Linked DNA regions of Mus musculus: all the other regions are linked to region 6. A link is a loop called in an ENCODE intact Hi-C map of the cell type or tissue named here. Cell type or tissue: left cerebral cortex. All regions are shown on one strand. Region 1 has its middle 48 kb from the start of Gm41184. Region 2 has its middle 22 kb from the start of Gm41184. Region 3 has its middle 34 kb from the start of Stmn4. Region 4 has its middle 47 kb from the start of Stmn4. Region 5 has its middle 84 kb from the start of Gm5464. Region 6 holds the start of Adra1a (adrenergic receptor, alpha 1a).

Region 1 (4,000 bases), 210 kb before region 6:
TCAAGTCACTGGGACTGGAGGTAAGCTCCTTTACCCTCTGAGCCATCTCGCTGGATCCCAGGTTTTAAATATTATCCTACTGTCTGCTACATACCAAGTTAGGTCCAGGAACCTTAGCCTCTGGAGCTGAAGTTACACAAGTCACCTGACATGGGCGTTGGGAACTGAACTCAGGTCCTCTGCAAGAGCAGCAAGGGCTTCTAATGGCTAAACCATCTCTCTAGTTTCATCTCAGAGAATGAAGAAGTGACATCCTGGTGTGCTAGCTATAGTTAAAGTACTAGGGCTTAGAAATTGCTAACTGAAATATTTTGTAATTAGCTCAAATTATATATATATATATATATATATATATATATATATATATATATATAATTTCATATTGCTGCATTATTATTCCACTTTCAATTTCAGAACAGCTTCTTGGTAGGTGGAAAGCCATAGAGCTATCCTAAAAGCCTCATAGAAGTGCACCATCCACTTTCCTCTCATTTAGCACATTTATTGGCTGAAATGATTATGAATGATTAAACAGCTTATGACTCGCAATTGTACAATTACTGCAGCTTTTAATTGATTTTTATTCTCAGAGTTAAATCTTAGTAAGAAAGACAGAATTAATTAATGCATTTCAAGTATCTTAACATATTGCATATGGGAGAGTGTTGCAATAAACATCTGTGTCAGAGGGACCTAACAGTTGGGATGGCAGCGACCTCACTGGTAACAGCCTCTGCTGCAGAACTCCATATTAATAGTTCATTAAACATCATCTATTTCATCATGTTTCTGAGCGACCGTTTGTGTCAAGAATTCATTTACTTCTGCCTAACCTACGAGGCTGCAACGAAATGATTGTAGCTTGCGTTTTGAGGGACAAATTTGCTGAAAACGTTCTCTTGCTAAGATTTCCCTAGGCTTTTTTTTTATTTGAGATTCAAAATTATTTAAATATTATCCTACTGTCTGCTACATACCAAGTATGTAGACCCCAGACATTACACTGTTACATAGACCCCAGCTACGGCAGTGAGATCTCTGCTCAGTTAGGTTTGTATTTTCAGTGTGTAGACTCTTTACCTTGACTTGTTAGGTCCAGTAAGGATGGGCTCATTATGGAATTCACTGTACATAGTCAGTTACTGAGGAAGGAAGCTAATTATCAGTGATAAACATCTCCCTGGGAAGGAAGAGAGGGATGGGAAGGAGACCTGTTAGAAGGACAGCTTTGCAGGAGTTTCAAAGCTGACTGGCATCCCTGAAAATGCCATTTTCTATGGACCTGTCAGATGGTTGTTAATTGATGTGATGACATTTAAGTTTGTTTTTCTACATGGAAAGGATAGGGGGAAATGTACGAGGAAGTTTCTAAAGGAGCATTGAAAGTCACACGTGCTTCTTAGCATATCTTAGAAAATGTCATTTAATGTGCTGAGATGGTGCTTGCTGAGATGGTTGATTGGCATTGTTTGAGAGCCTCCAAATCAGCTCCCCGAGTGTCCCCAGCAGGGAGTGCAGCCATTGTCGCATTAATTAGGAATTGAAAATGGAGATACCAACCTAATGAATGCATTGTCAGCTTCTTACTTGAGTACAGAGGGCGCCCCAGCACTGGGCTCAGCTCTTTACTGAGGCTCCTGTAAGCTGCCTTAAGCAGAATTCTCTAGAGGAATAGACCTGATAAAACGTATATTTGTTGTAAAAGCAGCTTTACTAGAATGGCTTCATGGTGCAGGCTGGATTGTCCAACAGTGGCTGCCTCCATACTGCCAAAAGCCAAGCCCCTTGCAGCTGCGTAGCTCTCAGATGTCGCGGCAGTGCTGCTGTGATAGTGGAGACCTGGGAGATTCCTGCAGTTGCTTGACTTCAGTTGCATTCGAAGGCTGAAGAATTTGGAGTTGGACATAGAGGAAGGATGGTAGTGGCAACAGCAGCAATTGTAGATGCACTCATTAGCAAAAAGTGACGGTCGGGCAGTCAGGTAACATCGCTTTCTCCTCTGACCTCTTTGTGTCTAGCCACCTGTCAGAAGGCGCCACCCACTTTCAGGGATGACCTCCTCCCCTCCGTTAGTCTTTCTAGGAAATGTCCTCACAGGACTAGGTGCGTGTGTCCCTTAGTTGGTTGCAGATCTATCAAAGGCAACAGTGTAATGTCTGTTATAGATTTAATATTAACATACAGGCAGGAAGCTTTGTAACAGCATGGGCTGAGCCATGACTGCTTCAATGTGTAGGTCCCTAAGACAAGAGACATTAGTGGCTGATTTCGAGGGTGTCAAGAGCAAACGTCATAGATAGAATGGCTCTTTAGAGTTGTTCTCACTAGCTAATGGTGATTGTTTAGAATCCATGCACTGGAAAAGACTCCTCAGACCGAGTTGGCTTTGAGGTTGAAAGGAAACTGTTTTACCTGAAGTTCTGCTATGATGAGAAGGAAGTGCCTGCCGTGCTTGCTCTTCTCTTAGGCTGAGGTTAGTAGAGGACATGCCACTCCCCTCCTGCTCCAGCCTCCAGTTGCCTGTGGATGCTTTGCTGTGTTTTATTGGACACAGATCTGGTTTGGGAATGTGCTCTTGTCTCCAAACGGTTCTGTGACCATGAGCTACTTTTTAGGTCTTTGTTCTTCTCCTGCCTAATGAGGCAGCTGAGCCCTTCCTTCACTAAATTAACAACCAGAAGTGGAATCTTATTTGTGGCTATCTGCTAGAGAGCATTGGCTTTAACTTTTACAAACACAGATTCTCCTTCTAATGTCTACTCTTTTGGTCACATTATTATGAAAATTTAGTGTATGTATTATGAAAACAGAGTATATAGAGTGTATATCAGTGTGACATTTTATTCATTCAAAATAGACAGCATTTAGAGTTAACCATCCCAGCTCCCGAGGAGCCAGCTCTGACACTAGACCAAATGAAGAGAGCTAGTGTTGGAGTTAATATTGCTTCTGGGCTATATAATGAGGGATGCATCTTGTTTCCATGAGCGTTTTTTAATCACAGCAATTTCAAATGTTCAGTGAGCTTGTAACAGCACAGTATCATATATAGGCACCTTGCTGTATCCTTTCTCCTGCCTGCTTCATGGATCCTGAGTCCTTCAAATAAATACTTCTAGAATGAAGAGGGGACTATAAGTACCTTTAGTCGCCACATCAATGGAATGGATAATTCTAGAAAATTCTACTTTCAAAGGTCTTTATCATTTTGTCCTTCTAAAATACTGAAAATGGCTACTATTAATCTGTTACGACTGTTTGCAGATTGCTAAGGAGTACAGGGATCTCAAGGCAGGGTGGTGTGGTGTGAGATGCTCTTTGCTTTAACCTACCATATTTATCGTTCAGGGTGCTTTCTGTTTTGACTGTGTTAAGAGATGCTTACAGAAATGTGGTCCTCAGGTATCTATTGTGGAAATGCTCATGGAAAATGATTGATTTATCCAACCAGGAAATAAATACCCTGGAAACTTTCTCAGTGAGCCATGTTCTCACTTGGTCATGGGTCAAGCAGATTGGCTAAATCACTCTGCTGATCTGGGAACGTTTGCATTTGAAACAATAGCTAGTGGTAGAAGGTCAGGGGAAAAGATGTACTCAAAACATTTTTTTTTTAAATTTTGCTCGAAGCTGTAGGTTCAAGCTAACAGAGGGTTTACACCCCTCCTTTACTCACCCTGCTCCATCCTCATATGCCACAGCACAGTTCCGACTTAGCCAGTGACCCTCTGGGACCAAGTAACATTTGGCTAATGAGTTGGAAATGTTTATAATGGAAATGATGCCCCCCTGAGAAGCGCCGTGGGTCATCAGAATGACTAGCTGTGGAGGCTGAATGAATTAGCCTCTGGCCGAACTGAACACAGGTTGAGTGTCTGGTGTGGGGCAGGAGTTTAGGCATGCAGGAAGTTTCCTGTTGCTTTCCTGTCCTCCAGGGAGATGAGGAGATGGGGCTTACACACAAAGGTCAATACTCATGACAGGATTTCCGATGATGTGG
Region 2 (4,000 bases), 140 kb before region 6:
AGCACATAACTCCCAAATAATCATAGAAATGAACACAGTGTGTTGATGTGATTAATCCTCTGTCGGGCTTAGCACATGGGATGCTCTAGTGGCTACTACTGATGGGAGCAGAGAACTTGGGGATTGTACAGGGAAAAAACACGATTACCTCATAATTATGATTTATGAGATTTCTCTTCTGATGAATACAAGAGTAACCGTGCTAAATTTTAATACATACCTACATCTATCTTCTAAAAGCAATGAATTTAAAACAAAGGACAGAATTTAAGCAAAGTCATTCACACACACACACACACACACACACACACACACACACACACACACACACACACACAATCATTGTTAAAACCATTTACTCAGAGCCAGGGAGATGGCTTAGTGGGTTAAGGTGGTTGTAGCCAAGTCTAACCACCTGAGTTCATTCCCAGGGATTCACATGGTAGAAGGAAAAAACAGACTCCCACAGACTTTCTTCTGACATGCCCATGTGTTCTGTGGCATGGCTGAGACCCCAATTAAAGAGACTGAATAAGTTAGCTATTATTAAAAATGATAAATAAAATCACCTGTTTGCTCCAAATCAGTGGTGCTTTAGTGTGCTCGCTTCCCCTCTCCTCCTGCCTGGACTCTACAACTAGAGTTCATCACAGATGGCTCTGTGAGTTACTCCTGGATACAGGTCTCAGTAACAAAGCTTCTCTATTATTCTGTGCCTCTGGCCCTCACACTAGGGTCCCATTTATCAGCCTTCTCTCTATCTATTATGCATTTGTTTAGAAAAGTGATTCAACCTATGTTAACCTAATATATTAGCAATCTCTAACTACCTCCTTTGAATTGCTCCATGGTCCTTAAAGGTCCTTGTATGTCCGGGATGTAGAATTCTTTAATAAGTGACTTCCTTTTGCAGGGAAGTCTCATTATCTATACACACATGCACAGACATAGACATAGGCTTTTCAGTTGTGCTTGCTTTTATGGGTTTATAAATGTGAATTCTATTCTCGATATCCCTTGACTCAATTCCAACATGAATTTTATCAGTACATGTAAATCATATTGTGCACGACTATGGGGACATTTCGCTTGGACTCGTACCTGCATGCCTTTGTTCTGGTCCTTTCCTGATCCTGCCTTAAACACCTTAATTTTGCAGATGGGCAAACCAAAGTTAGCATTAGGACTTTATTATCCATTTCCTAAGGTCAAATAACTTCCCGTAATCTCGAGACCAGAATATAGATAGATTTCCTAACTCCAGGCTTTTTGCAGCAGACATTTAGTCTCTCAGTGACTAAAGGCCAGAGGCATGCTGGGAGAGAACATGGTGTGGAATACAAAGGGATCTATTTCATGCTGCGTCCAGAGGTGTCATCCATACCCAGGAAACACTTTTAATTACTCACCTGGCATTAATTTACTGATCTGTGTCTACTCGGTGACTAGACACTCCCTGGCCCATGCTGATTAAGTCTGGTGTGAATCAGATTGTCACATCACGCTTTATCAGCAGCTTGGAAAAGTAGCCTCCCCCACAGCAGTCCCTACACAAAGGCGATGAATTGATTTGGTCTCTAATTGCTGTGCACAGAATAACATTTCCTTACAGTTGGTTTGTTTGGGTTTTTTAAGATTAATTTTTAACTTTTGCAAACAAGTTAAAGTGTAAATGACACCATGGTCCCTGCTTCCCTATCATCTCCCCCATCTGACCATGTGACCCTTCCCTGCTTTGTCCTCTCTTAAATATATGGATACAACTTACTCAGTCTATTTAGTGTTGTCTGTTTGTGTATGATTTCTGGGCTGACCACTTGATAGTGGACAACCAAATAGGTGAAATGACACTTTATAAATTGCTGCACCTGAATAGTTGGTCCTTATGTGCCAACTATATTCGGAAGCTCGTACAAAACAGCAGGATAAATTCCTTAATAGGACTTAGTTCTTCACCCGCTTGTAGATTAAAGCAGAAAAATGTGGCCATACTTTATATTAACAATATAATTTTCTATGTTTATTCAACATGCCAAATTCCTCTTATTGTGAAAAATTGTCTATCCACAAAATTTTATAATAATTGAGCCTATTTGCCTGTCCCCCCTGATGATACTAATATTTTCTTTCCATGGTGTGTTAGGAAATACTCGCCTTAGGAAACAGCCTGATGCTTGTCACAGCTGCAGCCCCACTGATGCAGAAAATCTGGCATTTACAGAGAATGAGACTTGCTCTCTCTGGCTTTGTCTGCCCTTCTGCAATCGCCTTTGTTTAGTCTTTGTGTTTGGAGCCACTGAAAAGAGACAGCTTTCAGGAGCAAGTGAATAGGAATGAGGGCATACTCATGTGTGAATAAGATGGTGATGGCAAAGAAAATTGATTTTCCCCCTCCAGCTGAAGTCTGTGGGGGAGGTTGCTCTGCTTGTCACTGATAGCTGTATGAGTCACAGCCCGGGACCGCCCCCAGGCCAGACCAGCCCCTGCTGCGGTTACCATGGCACTTGGAGCTCCTATCATAAGCTTCACCATCAGAGCTCAGTACTGATAGCTCCCTGTGCTCTTTGTGCATTCGTGGATAGATGTATCAGAGATGAGAACTCGCTTCTACACCAGTGTCTAGCAAAGGGCTGACACACAGTGGGTACTTCAGGCGTTCAATGAAAGAGTGAATACCGTTTAAAATTAAGCTCATTTATAACTTCCATCTTTTGAAAGAAAAAAATTAAGATTTATTTTTATTTTTGAGGATTGTGTATTTGTGTGAATATATGTTCTCTCTCTCTCTCTCTCTCTCTCTCTCTCTCTCTCTCTCTCTCTCTCTGTGTGTGTGTGTGTGTGTGTGTGTGTGTGTGTGTTTGCCTACAAAGGCCAAGAGAGAGCATTAGATCCCCTAGGGCTAGAGTTACTTGTTGCTATGAGCCACAACAATATGGATACTAGAAACCTGAATTCTTCCTCTACAATTCAGTAAGTGCTTCTTTTAACTGCTGAGTCATCTCTCCAGCACACCAGTTTCCTTAACATGCAAGCAAGCAAATAAACAGTTTTACTGAAATATAGCGAACATACACAAGACCCACACATACTTGGTTACAGTTTGATGAGTTTGGGCATGTGTACACACCCACCCTATCACCATGGACTAGGTAATGAACATGCTGTCACATCCAAGAGTCTCCTGTGCATCTCCTTTAGGTTCAAAATATTTCAAAACATGAATTCCAGAACACCAAAGAAAAGTGAAAGCCAATCTCTGCTCTCTGACCCTTGACAGCTTTGTTTTCCCAAACTCGGTTTTCTTTCCACTTGCCTCTCTTCCATCCCATTCCCAACATCCTGCAAACCACACCTACCTGTAATGCATGGGATGGGGGGAGGGGAATAAAGAGAGAGAATAACAAAGTGGAAGCATGCAGAGGATACAATGACTGGGACAATCTCTCTTATCCTCCAAAATGTATAAGCAGGATCTCCACTGCAGTCCCATGACCAGGTGATGTTTATCTGGATGAGCTACAGTTGTAGAGAATGTGTGTGCCGCTTTTATGACATTTGCTTATCTCCAAGTGAACAAATAAACCCTGGTCCAAAGCCCATACCTGGGAAGTCACGGACCCTAGGATAGAGCTGACTGCTCTTATTTGGCTAAACGGCCATACTATCAAATTGCCTTCTAAATATTTATGCTTATACTCATAGACCCAGGCTGCTCTCAGCCGTAGTCAGAGAAGTTTTCTTCTGCATGAGCAAGAGCCAAGAGCAAGATGCAGAACTTGTCAGAGTGCAGAGATGGAGTCCAGTGGCACTGGCCTGAAATTGCAGTTACAATTTCAGGGGTGGGGGGTGGGGGGTGGGGGGTAGCAATAGGACACTTGCAAATTCAAAGCCTGTATGGGCTACAGAGTGAGGTCAAGGCCAGCCTAGGCAATGTAGCGAGAGCCTGTCTCTAAATAAAGAAGTTCAGAGAGGCAGGTCTATAGCTCAGTGGTAAAGTGCT
Region 3 (4,000 bases), 260 kb before region 6:
TGTGTGTCTCAGCGTAAGGGTGTGTGTATGGGTCATGGAACTAGAATGGGACCCACGAGAGGGGAAAAGATATTAAGGGAGGTTGAGAGAAGAGGAAGAAAGAGGATTACAGAACAAGACATGAAAGATGAGGGGACTGAGAAGGAGGTGGAGAGGAGAGAGAGATGGGGGAGGAGGAGGAGGGAGTAAGGGAGTCAGAGAAGGGGTGAGAGTGTGGAGGAGGGGGTGGGAAATGGGGCAGGGGAGGAGACAGGGACAAGGATTCACACATCAAAGTATGTCTGAGGATCCCATAGTGAGACCAATCACTTCGTATACTAACAAAACAAAACAAAACAAAACAACAAACAGATAAAATATAGTCAAACTAATGAAAAAGGCAAATAAAGGCCCTATCTCCTTCCCACGAGAAACTTCAAGGGCTGTGGCCTTTTCCCTACTGGAGCTCAGCTTCACTGGGACTGAATGATTGGCCTGAGTGCTCTCATTTTAAGAAAGGTCAAACCTCCTGGAGTTATAGTAACAAATGAAACAAACCAAACAACACACCATAAACAAGGGAAAGGCCTCAGGCAGCCCTCTGGGGACACCAACCTTTAAAACCAGCACAGGATCTGTGGGAGGAAATGTTGCTGAGGCACACAGTGGATGGATCAGGAGGATTTGCCTCTGGGGTTACTCTAGGGTTCTTTTTTCCTTGTGGGTGTTCCCCTTGCACTTTCTGTCACCTAGGCTGTGTGCATCACTGGGTGGCGGAGCGCATCGCTGTTGTATGTCTTGGAGCCGATGGTTCTTCAGACATTCTAGGGCACTGAAAGGGTTAAAGGAGAATTTTCCACCTCGGGGCACAGAAACTATTTGTGTTCAAAGATGTGTAAACACACGGGAAAAACCTGCACAGAGGCCTGCTAACTCCCCACTCCCCCCCCCCCCCGTGTGTGTGTGTGTGTGTGTGTGTGTGTGTGTATGTGATCTCAGAAGCCTAAGGCAGCCATGTGCCTTTGTGATCTCAGCATCCAGAAGACTGGGGCAGAGGTTCACAAGTTCTAGGTCAGCCACGGGGACAGACTGAGACCTTGTCCCTCTAAACCCCAACCCCCCCCCCCCCCGCCCAAACCAATAAGAATCGTGAAAAAAGATCAAAGCACCAAATAATGGCTCTCATTACACTTAGTTGCACAGGCAGGTGGGCTACTCTGAGAGAAATGGTAATTTTCATATAAAAGGAAAAGAAAACCAATGTCAATAGATTCTGCGGTGGAAATTCAAGAAGCCATGAAGCAAATCAAAGACAAGGGTAACAAGAACTAAGACACAATGTGGGCTGAGAGGAGGAAGAAAGAAACACAGAAATACTGACATTAGAGAATGCTGCACATCAGAATTCTGACATGCATAGGAATCAACATAGAAAAAACCAATTTTAACCATTGTGTAATACAAATTCAGAAATGTTTTTACTACAGAGGAAACAGGAGAAAGAATAATAACAAAATAAAGAGAACATATGTTAATAGTATCATTTTTCGATAGATGATAGGACTTTATCCTAAGCGAATAAGCATCCAGGGGAATTTATGGGCATTCCTCCCCACCACCCCAGGGCTCCGATTTTTAATTTCCCTAAGCTGGTCTGTGACAGTCTGGTGTATCTTCATATCTGATAATCACACTTAGCAGTTTTCTAGACACATTTTGCCATTTAAGTTTATGCAGTAGGGTCTTGCTACATCTCACAGGCTTATCTGCATCTCACTCATCAGGTGGCTTTCAATGCCAGTTCCTCCCTGTCTCAGCCTCTCAAGTGCAGGGGTTGCAGGTGAGGGTCTCCCCAGCTTCTACACTGCCATCTTAAAGCAAGTTGACAGTATTTAATGCACTTAAAGCAGGTCTCTGCTAGGAGTTCACACGGACTCCAATACATTTCTTAATATCAAACACATGTGTTTTCACATTCAAATTTTTATGTTCCCATCTCAGCTTTCTATCATGCTTTGAAGATTTGTCACTGTTTCCAGGACCCTTACTTTTATTAAGATAAGAACGGAAGTTTATTTTTGTAAAAATTACACACAGTCACTTTCCCTCGTGACCCCTCGTTCCCCCAAACCTCCCCCACTCCCTGAACCCCTTTTCTGGAGTTGATGATTGTTCATCTTGCTTTATTTTCTTGGCTTTGACTTTGGACCCCAGAGATCACAGGGAGCTAGCGCAGTACAGGAATATGACCAGCAGGTGGCGTTCGTACTGTTTCTACTACGGGAACCGCCCAGAATTCTCCAGGACAAATTTGCACAAAAGAGGCGACTGCAACCATAGCTGTTACAGTTGGTAATTAGGGATAAGGTTGCCATGGTGACGAGGGGTCTTGGGATGTTTATAGCTTTGCAAGAGCTGATGCCAATGAGCTATCGGATTGCTTCTTCCTTTGATGGTAATGGCAGGCAAACTGAGGTCATGCAAATGCTGTATGGTGCAGCCTGCTTAGGAAGCTATTCTGCTGCTGTTGTTATTTATGGGATAAAAGTATCCTGTTGAGAGAAACACACACACACACACACACACACACACACACAATTTGTATGCATGCACACAAGTGCACCATATTTATCTGACTTGTTTACATTTTCTGTATGTTTTATCTCCATTCCCCACATTTCTCAATGTGGTTTTCATTAAAATTCTCTGAGAAGAAAGGCTCCATTCATCTGACAAGCTCGGGAAATATTGCATGCTCATGCTTTAGAGGTTCACAGTGTACTTGAGCCAGAACGTCTTTGGATGTCCTATTTCACCTCCACACGCTCATTTGCCTCGTAAACCCACTTAAACAGACAATTCATTAACTCTCTCAGCTAATCACTCCTCATCTTCTCCTCAAGACGTTAATAGACATTCATTAAGTGTAGGTTTCCTTGTAGCCTTGCGCTCACATAAGTCTCTCCAGCAAGGCGTGGAGCTCTGATAAGCTAGCCTGTCAAAGGCTGTGTGGCCAAGACTCAATGGTTATTAATGGCTGCCTATGAACTCCTAAGAAATGGTTTCCAATTGAGCTATGTATCCATGGATACCACAGACTGAAATTATTCATTGTTAATGTCTTTATCCATCCATAAATTTTATTGGGTAAATGAGGCCACGCCCCAGACATGGCCCACAGCATTAATAAGTCATTTGTAGGTTAGCATAGTATTATTTTACATCTTGTCACATCGTTTCTGATGCTTTAAATTCAATCTTCTGCTAGTGTATTTTCCCCAGAGAGGCACCTCCTCTCCCATGAATAACCTACTTGTGATTGATCATAAAACAGAACTTATTAAAAGAGATTTTTAAAAACAACAACAAAAAAAAGGACTGAGAATTTGCTCACACATACTGCCTCTCGGGTGGGGGAGGGGAGTCACCCTCCCTGCACTTCATTGTGAAAAGGGAGGTCTGGTCCTCTCAAACTGTGGAAAGAACAATTGCCCTAGTCCACTAGGGCAGTGGCTGCCAACAGCTTTAGGAATGCACCAGTTGACACTCTTGGCTAGGCTGATAATGTTTTAGACCCACTCCAAATGTTGAAGGCGTTTCCTGTGACTTACCCCTCTTTACACTCCGGAAGGCCACTGGATTTTATTGCTAGGGGACCATGAGAGGAGCAGGAACATTTAAAAGACAGGCAACAGTAACCAAGTGTCCAGCTCCTTGTCAGTCACTTTGCTATTTATTGAATCCTTGATTAAGTTTAAGCCTTAAAGCCCACTAGATGGGTTTTACCAGCCCCATTTTACCAAGAAGAGATGAAGGCTGGAGGTGCCTTGCCTCATATGGGACAACTTGTAAAGTATAAATAAGGGGACATTTTTTGACTCTAGGTTTGTCCAAATCCAAAGTCAAACAAAGGCAGCAATATTTGTACAAGAATCAAATTATCCTCAAAAGAAATAAGGAGGAGGAAGAGGAGGAGGAGGAAGAGGAAGAGGAAGAGGGAAGAGGAGGAGGAGGAAGAGGA
Region 4 (4,000 bases), 250 kb before region 6:
CTGGCTTGGAATAGCCATCTCTTACCTCCTATGAGGACATAGTCCTCCTATGAGGAGGACATATTGTATCTCCTTTAGGCACACTGACTTTTGCCGAGCTAGGGGCGAATGTCCCCTTTTCTAGGTCCTCTCTTACCTTCATCTTTATTCGGCTGTTTGGGGCACCCTCTCCGATGCTCAGGCTCAGCCATTGCTGCTAACATGATCTTGTCTAGGTTCTGATTCTGCTGTTTCTCAGCCCTTACCTGTTTTTCCTCAGCACTTTCCTTATTGTAAAAAATCTTTTCTGCCATGGCCACTAAATCCTGGAGACTCTTTTCTCCAAGTCTCTCAACTCTCTGAAGTTTTCTGCGAATATCTGGAGCAGACTGGTTATTAAATGCCATGGCTACTGCTGCCTTTGCTTCCTGAGACTCGGGATCCATGAGTGTATTGCCTAAATGTTTCCATGACTCTTCCAAGGAAGGCAGCTGTTCTCTTCCAGTCCCTGTCTAATATTATATACGTTGCCTAAATTGGTTAGCTTGCAAGCTTCAGCCTTGAGATACCCCAATCAAGTCTGGTGGTGTCTTAGTTAGGGTTTTACTAATGTGAACAGACACTATGACCAAGACAATTCTTATAAGGACAAAATTTAACTGGGGCTGGCTTACAGGTTCAGAGGTTCAGTCCATTTTATCATCAAGTCAGGAACATGGCAGCATCCAGGCAGGAATGGTGTAGGAGGAGCTGAGAGTTATACATCTTGTTCTGAAGGCAAACAGGAGAAGACTGGCTTCCAGGCAGCTAGGATGAGAGTCTTAAAGTCCATGCCCCCAGTGGCACACCTCCTCCAATAAGGCTATATCTACTCCCATAAGGGCACACCTCCAAATAATGCCACTCCCTGAGCCAAGCATATTCAAACCTTCACAGGTGGTGACCAAGGAGTCTCCCCTTACCTTCAGCAGTATTACAATCCCAATCAGAGCAAGTGGTAGGGAACTCCTCATTGATTTAAATCAGCTCAGTGGTAGGGACCCCAGAGACACCAGGAAACAATTTCCTGGCCTCTGTCTGGATTCTCTCTCACTCTCTTCTGTTGTAAAGAGGACCTGTAATAGTTGCTGACAGTCATCCCAAGTGGGCTGATGGGTAAAAAGGGCAGTTTATAGCAGGGTTATCAAGGAAGGCACAGGGGTTCTCTGAAAAGGGGCCATTCTGAGATTTCCAATTATATAAGTCACTAGTAGTAAAGAAAAAACAAACAAACAAACAAAACCCCAAAACAATAAAACCAATAGATGTGAGGCTGGTTGTCTTGGTCCTGGGCCGGGAAGCTCTTAGTTCTTAGTGGGAAGACTTTAGAGTCAGGCCTAACTGTTTATTCTTCTGCGTGCTCCCTTTCTACTCTGCATTCCTCAGGTGGGTCCTGGCTCTTCTGTGGTGAGAAGGCTTTATGGCAGGGACCAGGGATTCCAGTGAAGCTCCTTCTTCTATAAAAAGGTCCTGTAAGGGCTAGGAAATGGGTCGATAGGGAGGGGGGAAATGAGGTCTTCATTCATTCTAGCCTGTAAAACAGGGTAGAGAGGGTCTGAAGGTTTAATTGCAGCCTGGTTCTGCCCTGACGGCTGTCGCTGAGATCATTCTGTTATGGCCAATCACTGAGTCTAGGTCCCATTGGTAAGAAGGATTTAACCTAAGGTGAGGGGTTAGAAACTAAGTCCTCCCAGACCACATATAAGGCACTTGATTGGGGTGCCCCAGCCAATGTGCAAAGACCTATCTGTGGACTTCCAGGATGATATCTAGTTGGAAGGTACCTTCAGGGGTCCATACTGCATCATAAATAGGCCATTCAGATTTATAAAAGGTCTCCATTTTCCCTTTTCTAATCTTCACTGACAAATTGTGTCTGTGGACCTTGATCTCCTTAAAATGCCCTAAGACTGAGTTGATTGTCTCAGTTACAGAATAGTAAAGTGCCTCGCACAAAACAGACAGCCACAAGGGGGTGGTAAAGGCTAGCCAGCAGATTCCTCCACTTTTATGGAGGAAAAAAATGAAGACAGGGCTAAGGTAGTGAGGGGTATAGCAGGGTTCCATATCTGCTAGCGGGTTCCATGCCCACGCCATCCTTCCCAGATATTAACACCAGGGACACTCCATACCCCAGGGGCACTCAGTCCTTTATGCTAGGCTTTGGAATGACTTCCAAGCTTCTTTGGCTATGATCCTCCAGAATGTCCAATGTAGCGGGGGTTCTGTCTTAGTCAGGTTTTCTATTCCTGCACAAACATCATGACCAAGAAGCAGTTGGGGAGGAAAGGGTTTATTCAGCTTACACTTCCATACTGCTGTTCATCACCAAGGAAGTCAGGACTGGAACTCAAGCAGGTCAGGAAGCAGGAGCTGATGCAGAGGCCATGGAGGGATGTTCTTTACTGGCTTGCCTCCTCTGGCTTGCTCAGCCTGCTTTCTTATAGAACCAAGACTACCAGCCCGGAGATGGTCCCACCCACAAGGGGCCTTTCCCCCTTGATACTAATTGAGAAAATGCCTTACAGTTGGATCTCATGGAGGCATTTCCTCAACTGAAGCTCCTTTCTCTGTGATAACTCCAGCTGTGTCAAGTTGACACAAAACTAGCCAGTACAGGTTCCATGTCTGCTTTAGTTGTCTCCTGCCATGAATAATCAAGAAAAATCAGGCAGTCAAGGCGCGCGCGCGCGCACACACACACACACACACACACACGAATCTGACAGACAAGACACTGACACAAAGACCAAAAATGAGGCATGTCTTTACCAGCTGGCCTCCTGTCCCTTTGGTTGGGAGTACTGGGGGTCTTAGGGTTCTCAGCCAATGCACCAAGATGTTATGTCCAGGTCACAGGGACCCCAGAGACCATTGAGGAGCCAATTCCAATGCAAACACATAAGGGTCTTTATTACGAGCAAGGACTCTCACTGTCACCATTGCAGTGGGTCAGAAATGAAAGCCTTGAGTCTAGAAACATTGTACTCATTATCAGAGCCTACATCAAAGGTAACATTCCCAACTAATAGAAGATTAGGTGGGGTAACACAGGATGTTACATTCACCTTAATCACAAAACCTGTTCCTTTTTTAAAAGGTCTATTTGGAATTATGTTTCAATTCTCCATGTTTGATTTTTTTGTGTGTGTCAAATGAAATGAATAACTGTATTTTATGAATAAGCTCCTACTCCTAATGAGGGGTGCTAACCATCTGCTTGATGCTCTTGAATTCTCTTTGTGCATAGAAACCTCAAGCTTTGATCTGAATATCAATGGAACAGCACTCTTTGAGAACACAGGTTTTTATGATCTTACACTTATTATATAAAGTCATATATGTCTAATTAGAGAATCTCTTTTCCCTAGTAATACTCTAGGTCTTTGTTAGATAATTTTATTTGTTGCTGTAAGTTTTTTTTCTTTTAAATATTTGATTTTTGAAAGGATTTTTATTTAGTTATCTGAGTACACTATAGCTGTCATCAGACACACCAGAAGAGGGCATCAGATCCCATTACAGATCGTTGTGAGCCACCATGTGGTTGCTGGGAATTGAACTCAGAACCTCTGGAAGAGCAGTCAGTGCTCTTAACTGCTAAGACATCTCTCCAACCCCAACCTGTTCCATTTTTATCTACAGCAAACATAACATCGTACAAGACAGCTGCCAATCTCCAGACATGTCTCTCAAAATGTCTAGAACCTGCCTTCCAAATGCCCACTGACATTTGCTTGTCCAGTATTGGATTGATTTCCAGACCAGTCCATGATTGAGTAGGGATAGACAGCTGGTCACGTTAAAGGAAAGAGGAGGGCCATTATAACAACTCCATTTGATTGAAGTTTTTGAAGGCAGGTTCCAGTCTTCATGTTTTCTATTCTGCAAATTCTAAAAGTCTGAGGCAAGGCAGCTTGTCCAGTCTGGAATATAGGCATTCCCATTTTAATGCTTTGCACTATAGCCTTAGAGATATTCT
Region 5 (4,000 bases), 150 kb after region 6:
TAATCTCATTAGTTCACCAAAGTAGATTTTGGTGGTGTCTTTCCTGATGACAATGGTCATCAGCCAGGGTGAGTGTGCACATTTATTCACCTCTTCCCAGGAATAGTCACACAACAGCATAGCGCTGCAAACCTTTCGTCCCAGCACTCAAGAGGCAGAGACAAGTGGAGTTCTGCGAGTTCCCGGCCAGCCTGGTTTCCATAGTCTGTTCAGGTTAGCCCAGGCTACATAGTTGGACATAGCCTCAAAAAGAAAAAAAATTAAGTTATCTATTGGCTAGTTCAAAGTGTACTTAGTCATTTTGTACTTCCTATTGTTCCATTTTTGTCCACGGGGAGCTACTTCAGCTTCTTGGTCTTTTATGGGGAGAGTCTGGGTCTTACTTATATGAAGATGGTATGTCATCTGATGAGGCCAAAACATAACAGTTACTACTGGTGATATTCGGATGCTCACACGTGAATGTGGATGCTGATTAAATGGTAACTTATGCTGTTAAACTCGTATCTGTCATCTCCAAAACCTCCCCTCTATCCTGGGCTCTACAATGTAAGAACTCGACTCCTGCAAATGCTATTTCTCCTGTCAGTGGACTTGTTGCTAGCTTCTGCCAGTAGGAGGCAGTAGAGGGAGATCAGCTGGATGGAGAAGGATTCTGCCCCTCCTTCCTGCCAGCCCTGTGTAGCAATGACACTTCACCATAGTGGCCACATTTACTTCAGCTTCTAGACTCTTCCCAAACTTCCAGCGCTACGCTACGCTACGCTACGTTACGTTACACAACGCTACATTTCATGCTGTCTCACGAGTGGTTCGGATGATGTCAGTCTCTGCTGCACAGAGAGCCTCCTTCAAGCTTCCAGTCTCTCACATCCATGGTCTTTTACTTTTACAGTTTCATGTGCAGCCTGTTCTTTACATGAAATCGTCGTCCACACACATCGTCTGTGCTTTCTTGCATGCATCCTCACAGATACAGAAGTAAAACTTATAACCGTACAACTAAGAAATGAGAAGCCGTCTGCAAAATGAAAGCAGCTGCTTTGGTGGGACATGCTCACGGGGGCTTTCTTATCTGTCTTCCAGTACTTCTAAAGTTCTGCTGTGACAGCATTTCATAAGCCTCTGTCCTTTACAGAGGACGGCATGTACCCAGGGCAAACTACCTCCCACATGCAATGATAGGTAAGGAGACCAATTTATGTAACTTGTTGGTAATTGCCAGGTGGGCGGAGACAGAGTGTGAATTGCTGGAAGAGAGAGTAAACAGAATCCTGAGAGAGATGGTATCTAGGGAGAAATGTTTTCTGGAAACAGAAAAGGCCATTGAAGGGTTCAAAGACAGCAGACACACTTCACCACACTGGAAGCTCCCACATATAGAAAGCAAGGTGATGACTCAGTCGGTCGAGTGCTTACCACACAAACATGAAAACCTGGGTCTGGATTCCCAAAACCTGTGCAAAGGGTGAGTACTGACCCCTGACCTGTAAGCCCTATGCTAGAGGGGAGGAGACAGGGGTGGACCCCCAGCGGTCTCTGGCTAGCCAGCCTAACCTAATCTGTGAAGTACAGGCTCCCAGCGATAAGGTGGAGAGCCATTAAAGAGGATACACAGCATAAACCTCTGGCCTGTGTGCAATGTGTATCCGATTGCCTGCTCTTGTTTGCGCTCTCTCTCTCTCTCTCTCTCTCTCTCTCTCTCTCACACACACACACACACACACACACACACACACACGGAGAGAGAGGGAGTAGGTTATGACCATTTATTTCTTACCATTTGTAACGAAGTAGGGTACACAAGGAAACTTGGGTGTACATAGGACAAGAGCAAGCTGGGCTCCCAGAAGCTTTCTCCAAGACAGAAATGCTCCTCTAACTCATTCTCTGAAGCTTCAATGCAGGCATCAGCGCCCTCTGCTGGCCAGGATGCAGAGCACGCCACAGACCGCCCAAATAGCTTTAAGCTGACACCCTTAAGTGTCTTTTGAAGACCCAACTCCCAGCCCCTCTGACTGTGACTGCTTTACGCTAAAATGAGATCTTTGAGATGGGCCCTAATTTAATATGTCTAGTGTCCTTTGACGATGAAGCAAACAGGCATAGACAGAAGGAAGACATAGGGAGACACGCCTTGCACAGTTAGGGAGACACAAAAGAATCCCACCCAGCCAGGGCCTCCGTTTCGGACCGGACTCCCCAGAGATATGATAAAATAATTTCCTGTGGATTTTCATTGCATTTTTATTTATGTATGTAGGAAGGGGTGTGTGCCACCGCGTATGTGGAGGTCAAGGAACAAGTTTCTGTAGCTGGTCCTCTCATTCCACCATGTGGATCCCAGGCTGACCGGCACACCCACAGTGATGCACACCCACAGTGATGCACACCCACAGTGACGCCGTACCTTACCTGATCAAGGAAGAAACTAACATCTGAACCAGCAGTTCTCAATCTGTGGGTCACAACCCTTTTGGCGAACCTCTGTCTCCGAAACTATTTACATTATGATTTATAACAGTAGCAAAATTACAGTTATGAAGTAGCAGTGAAGATACTTTTATGGTTGGGGGGAGGGGTCCCTACAACATGAGGAGCTGTATTAAAGGGTCGCAGCTTTAGGAAGGTCAGGAACCACTGATCTAAAGCAACGCAGTTAGTTCTGCTTGGCCTACCCCATGCACCCCTGAATCTGGCCTAGTGTGAGCCTTTGGAACGCACCACTTAGTCTTTTATTTTGAGGTGCCCTCCCAACTATCTCCTTCACTCTGCGTTCATATTTCTATCTGATGTCATTCTCTCCCCAGCTAAGGGATTTGCTTTGACAGTTCTGCAGGCTGAGAGTGCTATCAATACACTCTCTCAGCATTTCATGCCTGAAGAATTCTGTATGTATATATATTCATTTTTAATTTTCCAAAACATCTGTACTTGGAAAATTAAAAATAATAATTAATAATAGTAAATTCTTACCTAGAGTTTTTTCCTTTGGGCTTCCCTCCACTGTCCTCTTGTGCCAAAATTCTTACATTTGTTTTTTGCTCACGTGTCTTCTTCTGGCGGCTTTATAAATAATAATGAATAGACTTTGTCTTCAAGTGAGCAAGGCATGTAGAGGTTATGTTCTACCTCCTTCTCTGTTTCCTATCATTCACATCTTGCAGGTGTGGTGTGTCTGTTGCAGTGGATGAATTAGTATTTATGCATTATTGTCACTAAGGCCCGTGTAAGGCACACTTCATTCCAAGCTGTATAGTCCTGAGGTTTGTCCAAACATTGGATGTCATTTATCCCCCATGACAGAATCATTTTACCACCTGTACTGTGGCTGGGTTTGTGTCAACTTGGCACAGGCTGGAATCATCACGCAGGAAAAAGCCTCAGTGAAGGAAATGCCTCCATGAGATCCAGCTGTAGGGCATTTTCTCAACCAGTGGTGCCATCCCTGGGCTGTGGTCCTGGGTTCTATAAGGAAGCAGGCTGAGCAAGCCAAGGGAGCAAGCTGTAAGCAGTGCCTACCTCTCCGTGGCTTCTGCATCAGCTCCTGCCTCCAGGGTCCTGCCCTGCTTGAGTTCCTTCAGCAATGAAGAGGGATATGGAAATGTAAGCCAAATAGACCCCTTTCTTTCCAACTTGCTTTTTGGTCATGGTGTTTTCATTAAAGCAACAGAAACCCAAGTCACCTCCTTAGAGTCCCTTTATCCCGCTTCTCCTTCCCTCCCCCATCCCCCTTGAGTCACCCACCACTGCCCCTTCCGATGGCTTTGTGGATGTGGTTCCCCAGGCTGCTCTCCACTCACTGCAGGAGAACTGCACGGTCTAAGAGTTTCCATTTTAACCATTTCTAAGCATATGGTTCAGTGGCATTGTGTGCATTCATGAATCCAACCAAATCCACTCTCCATCCCCCAAACAGAAGCTGAGCTGAGGGGCACATGACAACCCCAAGCCAGGGAGCTAATGACATCCATGTTTTCTTATAATTGTCGGGGGGGGC
Region 6 (4,000 bases):
GATTGCCTTGAGAGCATATAGTTTTTAAAACTCCGTGTAACCAAATGAAAGGTGGGTCATATTTTAAAAGACTTTATTTTCCTTGAACTACTGCAACCAAGTCTAAGGAGCTTTCTCTGGGCTTGTGTACTTTTTAAACATCTGCAAATAATGTCAAGCACCTACACATTTGCCACCACCAGCCACACACTTCCTTTTTTTTTTTTTTTTTTTTTTTTTTGGTTTTGGTTGTGGTTGTGGTTGTGGTTTTTCGAGACAGGGTATCTCTGTATAGTCCTGGCTATCCTGGAACTCACTCTGTAGACCAGACTGGCCTTGAACTCTGCCTCCCAAGTGCTGGGATTAAAGGCATGCCACTACCACCATTGCCAGGCGACTTCTTGACTGAAATAAACCGGGCCGGGAGTTGGACTAAACTTTTCAAAGTAACCTTTGGGGAATTTCCGTGAGCACATTATCTATTCAGTAAGAACTTGGAAGGGAGTCTGCTTTTGGTTGGTTGGTTTTTTATTTGGTTTTGTTCTTTAATGTATTTATCAGCCTATTGATAGGGGAAACCCAGAGAAGGGAAGGAGAGGGAGGGGGATCAGTATCAAGCGTGGAGGGATGAGGGTAAAAAAGAGGAAGGGGTAAACGGGAAGTAGAGATCGAAATGGGACAGAGAAACAGGAAGGGAGAGAGACGAAATCCACTTTTTAAATAAGAAGGAGAAGGACAGTAACCCCGAATTTTACGAAATGTGCGGGTTGCTGCAGAGGAATACGGTAACAGCTGGAGATTACGGTACTCGCTAGGCTACAGCCTGCCTGTACTACGTCAACCCGAGCTGCAAAGTTCCGAGCCGCTCTTTTCTGTGTCCAGGAACTGAATATCAAACTGGTGATCGTGGAGTTATTGGATCGCTGTATTTGTCATTTCTTTTCTCTGTTTTCAGTCTTTATTTTAAAATATCCAGGAGAAGCAAGAAGCGAGCCCGGAGTTTGAGGGCTCAGCAGTGGTGGGGTGAGTCAGCGGGTGCTAAGGACTGGGTCTTGGTCTTTGGAGACCCTGTTCTCCTGCAGAGAACCAGAGGGCTCTGCGAGGACTGAAGGTCCGCTTCTCCTGGCGCCAGGGCCTCCGCAGCCGCGCAGCAGGTGAGTAGCGCAGCGGTGCGGAGCGCCGGCATCCCGCAGGGCCGAGTTGTGGGGTGGGCTGGTGTGCCCCTGGACTTAGCCTCGATTCTCCGCTTTGGGACTGGCTTTGAAACCAGCACCCCAAACCACCAGGTTTCCCTGATTTGCCATGGGAAGTTACCTTCTAGTTAACAAGTGTCATTTTAACCCATATATAGACCCCAAGTGGGAGAAAGCGGGTTCCGCAGTGTTGGTGTGGTTTGGTTATCACCTGTGAGGGCTTGAACTTGTGATTGTTTTCACAGCAGCCTGCTCCTGAGATCTCAGTCTTAGGGCTGTACCCCAAAAGACAAAGTATGCAGGTCCCGAAGCCCCAAACCTCTGTCTTACATCTCCTGGTCTGGTCCTTTTGCAGTGTAGAAATCGGGTTATTTAGGCAGATCGTGAACCCTAGCCCAGAAAATCCCAGGCTTCCCCGACTGCTGGCATGGGGACTTGATTTTTTTTTTTTAAGTCCCTTAGGGAATCCGCAGTGACTGCTACTCACAAAGCCTGGTCCGAGGAATAATGCGCTCCCACCCAGGTCTCCCAGAAAGCCCGGGTGTGGCTTGAGACTGGAATCCCTACAGCGGTCGCCCCTTGAAGATCCTGCCTGAATCCATCCGGGCCCTGTTTAGCTCTGGGAATTGGCTTTGCTGGGAACCTAGCTCTTTCTCGAGGGTGACTTGGCTGGTAGGCAGACCCGCGCGCTCTGCTCCCACGAGCGCAAATTCCGCGGGAGAAAGCGTACGCGCGGCCCTGCGGTTCCGTGCTCTCCGAGGTTCGCACTCCCAGACCGCCCTCTCCAGGTGACTATGGTGCAACCTGTTCTAAGGGAGACACGGAGGATCCCCACACCACCCCTGAGATTCTACCGGCTTGCCTCTGTGCGACAACCGCAGCTGCAGTCGAGCATGTGGAGCTGAGGTGGTGATGCAGGAAGGGGGCGTTTCGGGGCTTTATTTTCTCCAACCTATCTCTCGAAATTCAGCTTCCAGCTACTGCAGCTTGGGGTTTTATTGTCATTATTTGAGGTGGGGAGTTTTTTTTTTTTTTTTTTTTTTTTCTCTCTTGCTTGCTTTTGTTTTGGATTCTGAACTTGGTCAGCCAAGGCAAGGTGAAGCATTCGAAGGCACCTTCCCAGAGGGGAGGACTGGGGAGGACTGCAGAGGGGGACAGAGCACGCAGTCCCCTCCCTTGTCCCGTGTTGCCTACGTCAGGGCCTCACAAAGCCACTCATGGACTGCAGAGCGGCGGGCTCCCAGCAGGAGTCTGGTTACTGGGCGAGCTCCCCAGGGCCTGGCTGTCCAGGGCGACTGGCTCACGGACTGCCTTTTTCTTTGTGTTTTTTATTTTCAGCTGAATTCAGATAAACGAAGCTCCAGGGCCACTTCGGTCTCAGCAAATATTCCAGACCCATGTTACCTAGCCAGAACTCCTAGAAACTGGAGCTAGCGGTATCCCATAGATGGGCGGCCAAGTTGAGAGTCACTGCCGGTCAGCTGCAGCGCCCATTCGCCCAGCGTCCCTGCCTTGAGCTTCGAAGGCTGAGCCACACTTAGCTAACCATTTCAGCAAAGACTAGTCACAGACTCGTGAATTTCTAATTGCGTGGATGCACAGGATGGATCAGAGTGCACAGAGAAGCGGATTTTTGTAATTTCTGGTGGCTTTCACAGCATGTCCTTTTAAACCTTTGGAAGGTGTCCCCAGAAGCCCAGAGCGCGCCTGGCCATGTCTCCTTTAATGCTCTGTTCCTCAACGTGGCCCTCTGAGGGTTCCCAGAGCTGCTCCAGGCGGTTTACAACAGGTGTGTTCTCTCCCTCCCCCAGCCCAACCCAGCCCGCAGGATTCCCCCAAGCGGAGATTTTTTGACTTGGCTTCCTCAGGCTCACGTTTCCGCCCTCCGCCAGAGGGTGGCCGTCCAAAGCCCGACCTTGCCCCCTCCCTGGGACCATGGTGCTTCTTTCTGAAAATGCTTCTGAAGGCTCCAACTGCACCCACCCGCCAGCACAGGTGAACATTTCTAAGGCCATTCTACTTGGGGTGATCTTGGGGGGCCTCATCATTTTCGGGGTCTTGGGGAATATTTTAGTGATCCTCTCGGTGGCCTGTCATCGGCATCTGCACTCGGTGACTCACTACTACATTGTCAACCTGGCTGTGGCAGACCTCCTCCTCACCTCCACCGTGCTGCCCTTCTCTGCCATCTTTGAGATCCTGGGCTACTGGGCCTTTGGCAGGGTGTTCTGCAACATCTGGGCGGCGGTGGACGTCTTATGCTGCACAGCGTCCATCATGGGCCTCTGCATCATCTCCATCGACCGATACATTGGTGTGAGCTACCCGCTGCGCTACCCCACCATTGTCACCCAGAGGAGGGGCGTCAGGGCTCTGCTCTGCGTCTGGGCGCTTTCCTTGGTCATCTCCATCGGACCCCTGTTCGGCTGGAGGCAGCAGGCTCCGGAGGATGAGACCATCTGCCAAATCAATGAGGAGCCAGGATACGTGCTGTTCTCAGCGCTGGGCTCTTTCTACGTGCCACTGACCATCATCCTGGTTATGTACTGTCGAGTCTACGTGGTAGCCAAGAGAGAAAGCCGAGGCCTCAAGTCCGGCCTCAAGACCGACAAGTCAGACTCAGAGCAAGTGACGCTCCGTATCCACCGTAAAAATGTCCCTGCAGAAGGCAGCGGAGTAAGCAGTGCCAAGAATAAGACTCACTTCTCCGTGAGGCTGCTCAAGTTTTCCCGAGAGAAGAAAGCCGCCAAGACGCTGGGCATTGTGGTGGGATGCTTCGTCCTCTGCTGGCTGCCATTCTTCCTCGTGATGCCCATTGGTGAGTGTTC

What was found. A loop is a pair of places that touch in the nucleus more often than their neighbours do. Peaks named below come from ENCODE experiments on the same cell type or tissue, not always from the same donor. Only the 100,000 strongest peaks of a DNase experiment are listed, where the experiment ranks them.
Region 1: a loop joins it to region 6, with 1.9 times the contacts of the local background. A loop is called at or near these places in 5 of 42 quality-filtered maps.
Region 2: it touches region 6 in a loop (2.4-fold over the local background); 2 of 42 quality-filtered maps call a loop at or near these places.
Region 3: it touches region 6 in a loop (2.6-fold over the local background); 5 of 42 quality-filtered maps call a loop at or near these places.
Region 4: a loop joins it to region 6, with 2.6 times the contacts of the local background. A loop is called at or near these places in 7 of 42 quality-filtered maps.
Region 5: a loop joins it to region 6, with 5 times the contacts of the local background. A loop is called at or near these places in 12 of 42 quality-filtered maps.

What each region holds. Positions count from the first base shown.
Region 1 is chr14:66,422,753-66,426,752 of GRCm38, forward strand. No RefSeq gene overlaps it. Among named protein-coding and RNA genes, the nearest start is that of Gm41184, 48 kb to the right of the region's middle. In left cerebral cortex, a CTCF peak has its summit at 1,595; a DNase peak (open chromatin) is centred at 1,631.
Region 2 is chr14:66,492,374-66,496,373 of GRCm38, forward strand. No RefSeq gene overlaps it. Among named protein-coding and RNA genes, the nearest start is that of Gm41184, 22 kb to the left of the region's middle. RefSeq lists an enhancer at 368-4,000. In left cerebral cortex, no CTCF peak of the experiment used is centred here; DNase peaks (open chromatin) are centred at 2,461 and 3,100; H3K27ac peaks cover 1,423 bases.
Region 3 is chr14:66,375,800-66,379,799 of GRCm38, forward strand. No RefSeq gene overlaps it. Among named protein-coding and RNA genes, the nearest start is that of Stmn4, 34 kb to the left of the region's middle. In left cerebral cortex, a CTCF peak has its summit at 2,224 (motif pointing right); a DNase peak (open chromatin) is centred at 2,291.
Region 4 is chr14:66,388,978-66,392,977 of GRCm38, forward strand. No RefSeq gene overlaps it. Among named protein-coding and RNA genes, the nearest start is that of Stmn4, 47 kb to the left of the region's middle. In left cerebral cortex, a CTCF peak has its summit at 1,987 (motif pointing right); a DNase peak (open chromatin) is centred at 1,996.
Region 5 is chr14:66,783,186-66,787,185 of GRCm38, forward strand. No RefSeq gene overlaps it. Among named protein-coding and RNA genes, the nearest start is that of Gm5464, 84 kb to the right of the region's middle. In left cerebral cortex, CTCF peaks have their summits at 601 (motif pointing right) and 1,933 (motif pointing left); DNase peaks (open chromatin) are centred at 671, 1,189 and 1,919.
Region 6 is chr14:66,634,471-66,638,470 of GRCm38, forward strand. Adra1a (adrenergic receptor, alpha 1a) reads left to right here and starts at 781. Exons shown (of 4, transcript NM_001271760.1): 1 at 781-1,133; 2 at 2,984-3,990. The coding sequence starts at 3,108. In left cerebral cortex, a CTCF peak has its summit at 2,424; DNase peaks (open chromatin) are centred at 825, 1,374, 1,901, 2,412 and 1 more place; H3K4me3 peaks cover 3,372 bases; H3K27ac peaks cover 2,970 bases.